2 separate regions of the Homo sapiens genome follow, and region 1 is linked to region 2. Evidence: read pairs that join two places in POLR2A ChIA-PET (ENCODE). Cell type or tissue: Panc1. All regions are shown on one strand. Each heading gives the region's core, and the rest is flanking DNA. Links, peaks and the distances in the headings are about the cores only.

Region 1 (5,379 bases), core at 190-5,189, 77 kb before region 2:
GTGTACACGGCTCAAGCTGGGGGTACATAGCTTTCTCTGTGTACAGACTTAGAATGTGCATGGATGCAGGTGCCTTCAGGGTGCACAAGCGTATGCTGTCGGTTTTTATTGTTGTCACAAATGGATGCAGGCGGTGGCTTAGGGTGGCACAGATTCATGAGCTCTGAGCTCTGTGGCTTAGATACTTGGCAAAGCTCAACTGGGCTTTCTGCTTAGGGTCTCACAAGGCTGAGATCACGGCGCCAGCTGGGGAAAGCTCTTATCCGAGGCTTAAGGAAAGGATTTGCTCCCAATGTCGTTTAGGTTGTTGGTCAAATCAAGTTCCTTGTGGCTGTAGTGGGAAGTCTCGTTTGGCCACTCAGAGTTGTTAGAGGCCACCCGCTTTCCTTCTCACGTGGTCCCTGCCACCTCCGAGCCAGAGGTGAGTGCTGAGTCTTTCTCAGGCTTTCAACACCTCTCTGCCTTCGGCCTCAGCCAGAGGATTATTCGGGTCAGGATCACCCAAATAATCCCTCTGTCTTAAAGGCACCATGGATGTTGTTGTAAGGGAGAGATGACACTATTTTCACAGGTTCTGGGGATTTGAGCAAGACATCTTTGGGGATGTGTTTTAGAAATTCTGACCTCGTCTGGGCGCGATGGCTCATGCCTGTAATCCCAGCACTTTGGGAGGCCAAGGCAGGCGGATCACGAGGTCAGGAGGTCGAGACCAGCTTGGTCAACGTGGTGAAACCCTGTCTCTACTAAAAAAAAAAAAAAAAAATACAGAAATGGTGGCACATGCCTGTAGTCCCAGCTACTTGGGAGGCTGAGGCAGAAGAATCGCTTGAATCCGGGAGGCGGAGGTTATGGTGAGCCGAGATTGTGCCACTGCACTCCAGCCTGGGCAACAGAGCGAGACACTGTCTTAAAGAAATTCCGACCTCCATGCACCGGGGATGTTTGCATGCTTTCAGTGCACAGGCTCCAGTGCCTCCACGGGTCAGGCCCTGTGCTGTGCACCACCAGTGCCAGGAGGCAGGGGACATTACCCTGAGCCCTGCCCCGAGGCCCACCGTCCAGTGGCATCCAAGAGGCTCCCGACAGCAAATGGGTGCTTCACCTTAGAGCAGCTGAGGCCCAGCCAGGGGAGGAAATCATTAGCCTGGGCCTGGAAGGCAGCCCTGGGGCTAGGCCTCGAGGGTGTTTGTCTGCACTGCACTGGAGCTAGAGTGGGCACACTTGGATGCCACGTGGGTGTGTGCAGCCAGCAGAGGGTGGGAGTTGAGGCTGGGAGCCCGCAGAGGCCAGAGTGTGAAGGCCTGGTGGCCAGGTGAGGGAGAGCAGGGGACCACAAGGAGGCTCAAGCATTCCCTGCTTGACACATAGCTGTGCAAAAGTGCGTCTGCACCGGAGGTTCCTACAGGCATCCTCCTACTTCACAGCTAGGATCTGGAGGCCCTGAAACCCCAGCCCCCTTCCAAACCTCACTGGCAGAATGGGCTCTGGCTTCCCAGATCTGAGGACTCCCTCTCTGTTTTTGTAGAACTTTGGTCTCCAAAGATGTCCACGTCCTAATCACAGAACCTGTGGCCTCACATGGCTAAACAGACTTTGGATGTGGTTCACTTACAGATCTAGAGATGGGGAGACCCTCAGATGAAGGGGGGTGCCCAGTGTCATCAAAGGGGCCTTATAAGAGGGTCAGAGGGAGCTCAGGCTTTAGAAGAGAAGAAGGCCACTTGACATTGGAAGCGGGGAGAAACATGGAGACGCACGTGGTGGGCTTTGAGATGGGGATGGGGCTGGGAGCCAAAGAGTGTGAGAGCGCGGGTGCCTCTGGGAGCTGAAGGCAGGAGACGGGTGCTCCCTGGGAGCCTCCAGAAGGAGCCAGGGCTGCAAGCACCATGACTTCAGCCTGGTGAGACCAATTCTGGCTTCTGACCTCCAAAATCAGGAAGAGAATAAATGAGACTCACTAAAGCCACTAGGCTTATCCTTTGTGACAGCGGCCACAGGAAGCTCACATAGACCCCATTGCTTGGGGCAGCGGGGTGGAGCGGAGCCATCCTGGTGGATTTGGGATCCTAATTCTTGCTCTGCCCATAGGAGAATGGCCTGATGCTGAGACAGACAATTCTGCGGAGGAGCGGACGGGAAGGGTGTGTGGGCTGCGGGGTCACCCGGGGAGTCTGCACGAGGTGGTGGGAGATGCTCAGCCTCCCAGTGTGTGATCAGGAAGCCAGGAGGGTGGAAATGGGGACAGTCACAGAGGAGGCACGGGCCAGAGGTGGGCTGGGGCAGGGAGAGTGAGGCTCTCGGAGCCACTGACCGGGCTGGAGAAAGGCCAGGCTGTACATGTGTGCATGCGTGTATGGGCACGGCCCTGGAAGCTGAGTGTGAGGCATGTACTTGAGGGTTTGTCTATTCACCTAGCAAGTGTGTGTTTTGCCCAGGCCCTGGGCTGGAGCTGGGCTCAGAGATGAGCCCTGGGACACCCTCGCTTCCAATGGTTCAGGGTCCCTGGGGTGAGGTCGACTAACAGGGAGACCCTTGGGATCATGAGTCCTATGCTGTGGAAACTGAAGGTCAAGGGCGTCAGAATCTGTCTACACCTCTGCGCGCATACCCGTCCTCCTGCAAGCACACGCTTGAGTGCACGAGCGCGACTGCAGGCTCTGGCTGGACATGCACAGGTGCAAGCTGAGTGTCGGGGGCCTTGGTGAAGGGCCTCCCACTGGTCTACCAGCCCCTCCTGCGATGAAGAACTGCTTTCATCTTACTGGAGGACTTTACATCAGCTAGAACCCCATTATAGAGATGGGGAAACTGAGGCTCAGAGAGGTGACACAGCTTTGGCTGTGGTGGTTCGTCTCTCGGGGCTGGAGTCGGGAGCTGGAACCCAGGTCTGTCTGATGGCATGTCCAGGCGCCACAGTCCTCTCCTACCATCCAGGAAACATTCCCAGAAATGCCGTTTAGAGACAAGCTGCACAAATGAATGCTCCATTTTTTGGGGTCAGATTTTCCAATAACCAACCACGTAAACAGACTAATGCATTAAACAAAAATCAATGTACTTCTGCCCCGCAAAGAATGCTTAATGCCCTGCCATAACTCGCGCTATTTGTTTGGGCCAGGAGAGAGATGGCTGTATTTCCCCCATAAGTCTTGATAGCACAATTCCATTGTTTACTTTGTGACACAATGGGCCGTCATTAATCACCAGGGGAGAGGGATGGGAGTCTCTGGCTGGCTTGAAAAGCGGGCTGGGAACTCACTTGGGGCCTGGGCAGGGTGACGTTCCTGCAGCTGCATCTTGCTTTGTGGAGAGTTTGAGGACTTGGGGGATTTCCTGTGTCTGTTGCCTTTCTACCCCAGGCTTGGCGGTTTTCCAGGTCTCTCCAGCCCATGAGGAGTGTTCTGCAAACTTCCGACGGTCAGCTCAGAGCTACCCAGTGGCTAACTCTAACCTTTGCCATGCTTGTCCTAGAAAACTAGAGACCATCAATTTGCAGTCGTCTCAAGTGTGGTGGAGACATTACTGCTAATTGGCAATAAGAAATGGTAAATGGAGCACAGTTTCATATTAATGAGCCATTTATCAATACTAAACGGGCCAGCTGCCTCCTTCGATCCCTTGATTGGCGTTGGCTTTGTTTACAGCTCAGATGTTTTCCAGCATATCGAGCGGTCCTCTGCTCTCAGCCATCCTCGCCGTGGCCCTGGGCTCCCTTCCCCTCTCCCTTGTTTCTGTTTTAAATCTCTGGCAATGACACAGGCTGTACATTGAGCATCTACTGCCTGTTAGGAGCAGTGTTAGCACTTTCAACTCCTAATCATGTTTAGGCCTCACAAAGCCTGTGTTCTGGGTTAGAGAGGTCAAAGGACTTGCTCAAGGTCAAAGAACCTGGCAAGGCAGGAACCAGGCCCTGTCCCCAGCTGCTTTTCTGCAGAGCCCCCAGCACTCAAGACATTGGGAAGGGCTGATGTTCTTGCAATGGCTTCTGGGAAGGCCCAGCCCAGCCAGTTTCTAGCTGGGGATGACTTCAAGCATCCCAGTGGCCCTGGGACGTTTGAGATGCTATATCAGCTCCCCACAACTGCCATAATAACTTACCACAAATTGGGTGGCTTTCAACAGCTGAGATTCATTCTCCACCAGTTCTTGAGGCTGGAAGTCCTAACTTAAGGTATCATCAGAAGCTCACGCTCTCTGCAGGCTCTAGGGGGGATTTCTTCCTGCCTCTCCCATCTCCTCGCCTCTCCCTGCATTCCTTGGCTTGTGGCTTGGCTGCATCTCTACTCCTGTGGTCACCTGGCCGCCTCCTCGGAGCCTGTCTTCTCCTCCTCTGTCTGTTATGAGGACACTTACCATTGGCTTTAGGCCCACCTGGAGAATACAGAATGATCTCATCTCAAGATCCTTAACTTCATTACATCTGCAAAGGCCCATTTTCCAAATAAGGTTACATCCACAGGTTCTGGGGCACGGACATAGCTTTTTTGGGGTCACCATCCAACCTGCTCCAGGTGGGGAAGGCAGGTTGACGCCCTGTGTCCTTCCCTGCTGGAGAGTTGAGTCCAGGTGTCATGGCAGCAGGTGGTCCTTTCGGTGAGGCTTTCAGGAGGCCCATGACCTGATCTATATCCATTCAATTGCCATCTATTCAAGCAATGAACATTTATGAGGAGCTTTCTAGGACTTCCACAACCACAGCTGGCAGTGTCTGTCCCCCCCATGCCCGAGGGAGGGAGAGAGGATGAAGCCGGCAATTACAGATGTGGCTCTTTGCTGCCCCAATGCCAGGGGCTCCACCATGGGCAGCTTCCCAGCCTGATTTGCTTGACCCTTACATGAAATGAAGCCCCTTGCTTCTCCCCAGTCTCAACAGAGGAAGGATGCCAGGGACAGCCTGGAGAGAGTGTGGCTGTGTGGCAGCATGTTGGGGTCTAGAGAAACAAACACGGGTCTTAGAGAAGCTGCCCAGCTGGGCTTTCAGGACCAGATAGAGCTGCACACCCAGCCTGGCCTCTTGGTGACTGTCATTGACCTGTCGAGGCTTTGTGATTTGGATGTGATTTCCACATCTATTAAGTGAGAATCATGGCCTCTACTTGCTCCTGCCAGAGCCTGGTGGAGAGGCATGAGTTGGAGAACTGTGCCTAGGGGGAGCCTAGAACATATATGGCAGGTGCCTGAGAGGTGCCACCTGTCTCCTTGGACAGAGGAGGGGTGGGGGTTAGGGGCAATTCCATCCTTGGAGGGGCTGCTCTGACCTTGGGAAGGGGTATGGATTGACAGCGGATTGGTGGATGGAAGATGCCACAGGTCCCTGACACGTCTCCCGTGGAGAGGGGCTCATTCCTCCTGGTGCGTGAGTCTGGGCTGGCCTCGGCC
Region 2 (5,379 bases), core at 245-5,244:
CCAGTTTGAGTAGAGTGGATGGAAGAAAAGGAGATAAGATGGAAAAGGTAGACAGAAAAGGTCAACTCGCATAGGACCTTTTGACCCATAATGGGGATTTTGGATGTTATTCTAGGCATAAGTTGAAATTGTTGGAGCATCTTGAACAGAGGTGTGGCATATTAATTTTGGCTGCTGGATGGGAATGGACTGTACAGGGGAAGAGATAAAGATAGGAGGCCAACTAAAAGGCATCTGTACCAGGCCAGCAGAAAGTAACGCTGTCTCGACTTGGTGGCTATTTTGAAGGTTGAACCACCCAGCACTCGCTACTGGAAAAGAGATAAGGTATGAGAGAAAGAGAAATTGAGGACTATGTTTTGGACTTAACAAGGATGATTTGGGAAGAAGTGGGTCAATAAGGAAGTGAGATTAAGAGTTCAGTGTCCAGGCCAGGCACGGTGGCTCACGCCTGTAATCCCAGCACTTTGGGAGGCTGAGGTGAGCAGATCATGAGGTCAGGAGATAGAGACCATCCCAGGTAACAGGGTGAAACCCTGTCTCTAATAAAAATATAAAAAAAATTAGCCAGGCGTGATGGTGCATGCCCGTAGACCCAGATACTCAGGAGGCCAAGGCAGGAGAATCGCTTGAATCCGGGAGGTGGAGGTTGCAGTGAGCCGAGATCACACCACTGCACCCCAGACTGGTGAAAGAGTGAGACTCCGTCTCAAAAAAAAAAAAGAGTTCAGTGTCCAAAAGTTTAGGTTTGAGATGACTATTAGACATTCAAGAGATTTGCAAAGAGAAGATGAATGTACAAGTCTGAACGTCAAAGGGGAGGTCAGGACAGGGAATACGGATGCCATATGTACATCCAATTATTTAAAGCCATGATACTAGAGGTGACCTAGAGTGTGAACACAGGTAAATAAGAGAGGGGTAAAGAGCTTGTCCTGAAGCGCTCCAACATTCCAAGGGCGGGAATACGACAAAAGGAAATCCCTAGGCCCCTTGTGGGAGCCTAGAAGAAAATATAAGAAATCATTCTCTGGAGGAAGACATCATTATCCCTTACCCCCAAGTTATTTCTAGAAATGTGTTGGTTCACATACAATGACCAGAAAACTAACAAAGACAACCAGGCACATAAATACAAGATATCATGAGTAAAAGCCACTGGAACCAACGGTTTATAGCAACAACCATATATCACATCCAGGTATTAGAATTACCAGCCACAGATTGTAAAACAGCTGTGCTTTCTACATTCAACATAAAAGCTAAGCATGAGAAGTTCAGCAAAGAACTTGAAAACAAAACAAAACAAAAACTGTAACAGATTTTAAAAGAAAATCCATATGGAACTTTTCCAATTTAGAAACAAACAAAAATTAAGTATTTGATGACTCGGTGGAAAGGCTTCTTTACAAACAAATAGACATCAATGAAGAAAAAATTAGTGAAAAGGAAGACAGGTTAATAGAAATCACCCAAAAGAAATTATGGGGAGAAAAACACAAGGACTATGCCAGGAAGAAGGTAAAAGACAGATGATACAAGGGGGTAGCTCTAACTTGCATCTAATTAGAGTGCCAGAAGGAGAGGAAAGGCAGCTCAGAGTAGAGGCAATATTGAAGAAAATAAAACTGAGAACTTTTTAGAACTGATGAGCATCACCATACAAATTCTAGAAACCAACCAATTGCAAGCAGAACATAAAAAACAAATGCACCTAGGTATTTCGTGTTGAAAACTGTAGAATTTTTATTTATTTATTTATTTGAGAAGGAGTCTCACTCTGTTGCCCAGGCTGGAATGCAGTGGCAGGATCTTGGCTCATTGCAACCTCCACCTCCCAGGTTCAAGCGATTCTCCTGCCTCAGCCTCCCAAGTAGCTAGGATTACAGATGTGCACCACCACGCCTGGCTGATTTTTGTATATTTAGTAGAGACGGGGTTTCACCGTGTTGGCTGGGCTGGTCTGAAACTCCTGACTTCAGCTGATCGGCCTGCCTTGGCCTCCCAAAGTGCTGGGATTACAGGCATGAATGACTGTGCCCAGCCCAGAAAACTGTAGAATTTTTTTTAAAAAATAAAATTTTAACAATAGAGAAATAAAAAGATAGATTCCCTTTGAAAGAGCAATCTCAGACTTCAAGCTGACCTCTCCAGAGATGAGAAAGCCCAAAGAAACAGACAGGACGTCCACATGCCAAAGGCCAACTGCCATCCAAGAAATTCACACGCAGCCAGCACGTCCTGCAAGAACAGGGTGAGAGAAAGAAAGTCTCAAACAAAAGCAGGGAGATTTCATCAACAGCAAATTCTCAAAGAGGCTCATCAGACAGGAGAAAATGACCCCAGATGCAAAGCGTTATGAAGATCATTAGCAGCAAATAGAGGAAAGAGGCTCAATACACAATGACTGTGCAAAGTAATAATGTAAGGCCTGGTGAGTTTAAAAATATATCAGAATAAATATCAATGTAGAATTTGAAATACATTGCAATAAATATCGATGTAAAATATCAACGTAGAATTTAAAATATGTTGGAATAAATATTGATGTAAAACATATCAGAATAAATATCAATGTAAAATGCAATATCTGGTGAGTTTTTAAACATATCAGAATAAATATCAATGTATAATCTATAACCAGCAACTCTGGAATATATGCTAGCAGAGGTAAAGTGTTCCAGAATTCTTGCATTTTCCCAGAAAGTGGGTAAAAGTATTGATTAACATTGAAGTTTGATGTGTCAATGATGTATATTATAATTTCTAAGGTAACCACTAGAATAAAAGAGTGCATATTTTTGAACTAAAAGAAGAAAAAGTGGAATGACTTTAAAAACTCAGTTACTGCAAAGGAAAGCAAGAAAATGAGAAAAGGAACCCAGAACAGGGGCTACAATTAGATATCACATAGTAAAGCAGAAAAATATATTTTGAATACATCAGTAATCACAATAAATGTTAATGGTCTTAATCCTTCAATGAAAAGCCAATTTTTAAAACCAAGAGTTTTAAAAATCTATGTGCTATTTCTGTGAGTCCTATCTAAAAGTAAGAAAAAAGAAAGGTTTAAAGGAAAGAATGGTAAAGGATACTGACATCAACACCAATCAAAAGGAAGCTGCTGTATGAAAATCACTATCTGAGCAGTAAGTTCCAAGGTAAAAAGACTACTAGAGATAGTGACTGCTTATATTGATAAAAGTTTTAATTCACCAGGAATATATAATAATTCCTAAGTTTGCACCTAAAAACATGACCTCGATAGAAACAAAGCAAAAATTAACATATGTACAAAAATGGCAAATCCTTCAACATTATAATTGATACCTAAAGGAGGGTGGGCTGGTGAGGACGTGAGGACAACACGATGTGCAAAGTCAATGCAGCGCAGACGAACACACGATGAAGAGGGTCACAGGCGGAAAGTGAGTGATATGGAAGCATTAGGTTGATGAGTGTCTGGTGACAGTAATCCAGAAAAGAGGAGAGGGGGTGAAGGAGGGAGGGGAGAGCAGACGAACACATGATGAAGAGAGTCACAGGCGGAAAGTGACTGATACGGAAGCATTAGGTTGATAAGCTTGCAAGCCTTGATCAGTAAGTGTCTGGCGAGAGTAATCCAGAAAAGAGGAGAGGGGGTGAAGGAGGGAGGGAGATGGGGTAAGAGAGAGACTGAGAGAGAAACCAACGTCAGGAACAAAAAGGGTGATGACACTATAGAGCTTGCAGTCAGACTCTGCCTTTGGAATAAGAATTTGAGAAAATTTGAATAAAAATGACTAATTTCCAGGAAATTAAACAGCTTATCAAAACTGCCAGGAGAAGAAAATCAAAATTTTCCTGTAAGTGATAAAATTATTGAGTCATTCATACAAACCCTTCCCACAAAGAAAACTTTAGGCAGAGATTTTTCAGCGGAAGTTCTACCAAACTTTTAATGAAGAAAGAATTCCAAACTTACACAATATTTTTCAGACAAAAGAGGAAAAAAGAAATATTTCCCAATTGATTGTATAAGACTAGTATTATTCTGATGCCAAAACCTGACAAGGATAGTATTGAAAAAAAGAAACTAGAAGGCAAACCTCAACTATAAACACGGATGCCAAAATCCTAAATGAAGTACCGGCAAACCGAGTTAAGATTCATAAAAGAAATTTATCTCAAGAGTGAAAATGTATTTTATTGTTAGAAAATCAATCAATATAATTTGCCATATTAACAGATAAAGGAGGAAACTCATATGATCATTTCAATACATACAGACACTCTGACTTAAATTTTTAAATATTCATTCATGATTTTTTAAAAGAATTAAATCAATTTATAAATAGAAGAAAAGGACCTTAACCTGATGAAGTATCTTTTTAAATGACACATAAAGTATCATTCTTAATGGTGACCTCTTTCAATCTTTGCTTAGAAATAGAGCAAGGCTACCTGTTATCATAATTCCATTTGACATTTCACGGTAGGACCAGCTGGTGCATTAAGTCAAGGAATAGAAATAACATGTGAGAACTGGCAAAAAATAAATAAGTAAATAAATGGAATTGTCATTATATGCCGAGGATATAATACATAGGCAATACAAAGGATTTTACACATATATAATTTGAATGAATATAAAAGTTTTCTAATATGGCAGAATATATAAATCAATATTAAAAACCAGCCTTTGCCAGGTGCAGTGGCTCACACCTTAATCCCAGCACACTGGGAGGCTGAGGCAAGTGGATCACCTGAGGTCAGGAGTTCGAGACCAGCCTGGCCAACATGGTGAAATCCAGTCTCTACTAAAAATATAAAAATTAGCCAGGCATGGTGGCATAAGCACCTGTAATCCCAACTACTAGGGAGGCTGAGGCAGGAGAATCGCTTGAACTCTGGAGGTGGAGGTTGCAGTGAGCCGAGATCACACCATTCCACTCCAGCCTGGGTGACAAGAACGAAACTCTGTCTCAAAAAAAAGGAAAAAAAAAAACCCCAGCTTTTTATCAATATTAAAAACAAGAAATAAAAGAAATAAATGCAAATTTTTACAGAGTATGTGTATTATATACACATTTTTCAGCTTCGGGTAGTGCTAGACTCACTCAGATCAGACCAACCATCTTGTTGATAACAACTATAAACTCTGCGCAAAATGTAAAGAGCAACTTTTTTAAGTCTCAGGAAGGCAAAGAGAAGTAGCCAGGAACTAAATAGGCATCCCGCGTGTGGAAGATGGACTCGTGCTGGGTAAGCCCAACATGTACCCAGCCTTTTCCAAGGTTTGACACATGGGAAACGGATCTCATGCAGAGAACAGCAATCTTAGTGAGCAGGACTTAGACGTCAGAGTTCGGGCCACCAGGGCCTCTGGAAATTGAGGGT

The links. ChIA-PET counts read pairs that join two places held together with the same protein. Peaks named below come from ENCODE experiments on the same cell type or tissue, not always from the same donor. Only the 100,000 strongest peaks of a DNase experiment are listed, where the experiment ranks them.
Region 1: POLR2A ChIA-PET joins it to region 2 with 10 read pairs; 2 of 35 experiments call an interaction of 5 or more read pairs at or near these places.

The regions. Positions count from the first base shown.
Region 1 is chr22:47,393,569-47,398,947 of GRCh38, reverse strand. No RefSeq gene overlaps it. Among named protein-coding and RNA genes, the nearest start is that of LINC01644, 91 kb to the left of the region's middle. In Panc1, for the core only: no CTCF peak of the experiment used is centred there; a DNase peak (open chromatin) is centred at 3,157.
Region 2 is chr22:47,316,822-47,322,200 of GRCh38, reverse strand. No RefSeq gene overlaps it. Among named protein-coding and RNA genes, the nearest start is that of LINC01644, 170 kb to the left of the region's middle. In Panc1, for the core only: no CTCF peak of the experiment used is centred there; no DNase peak of the experiment used is centred there.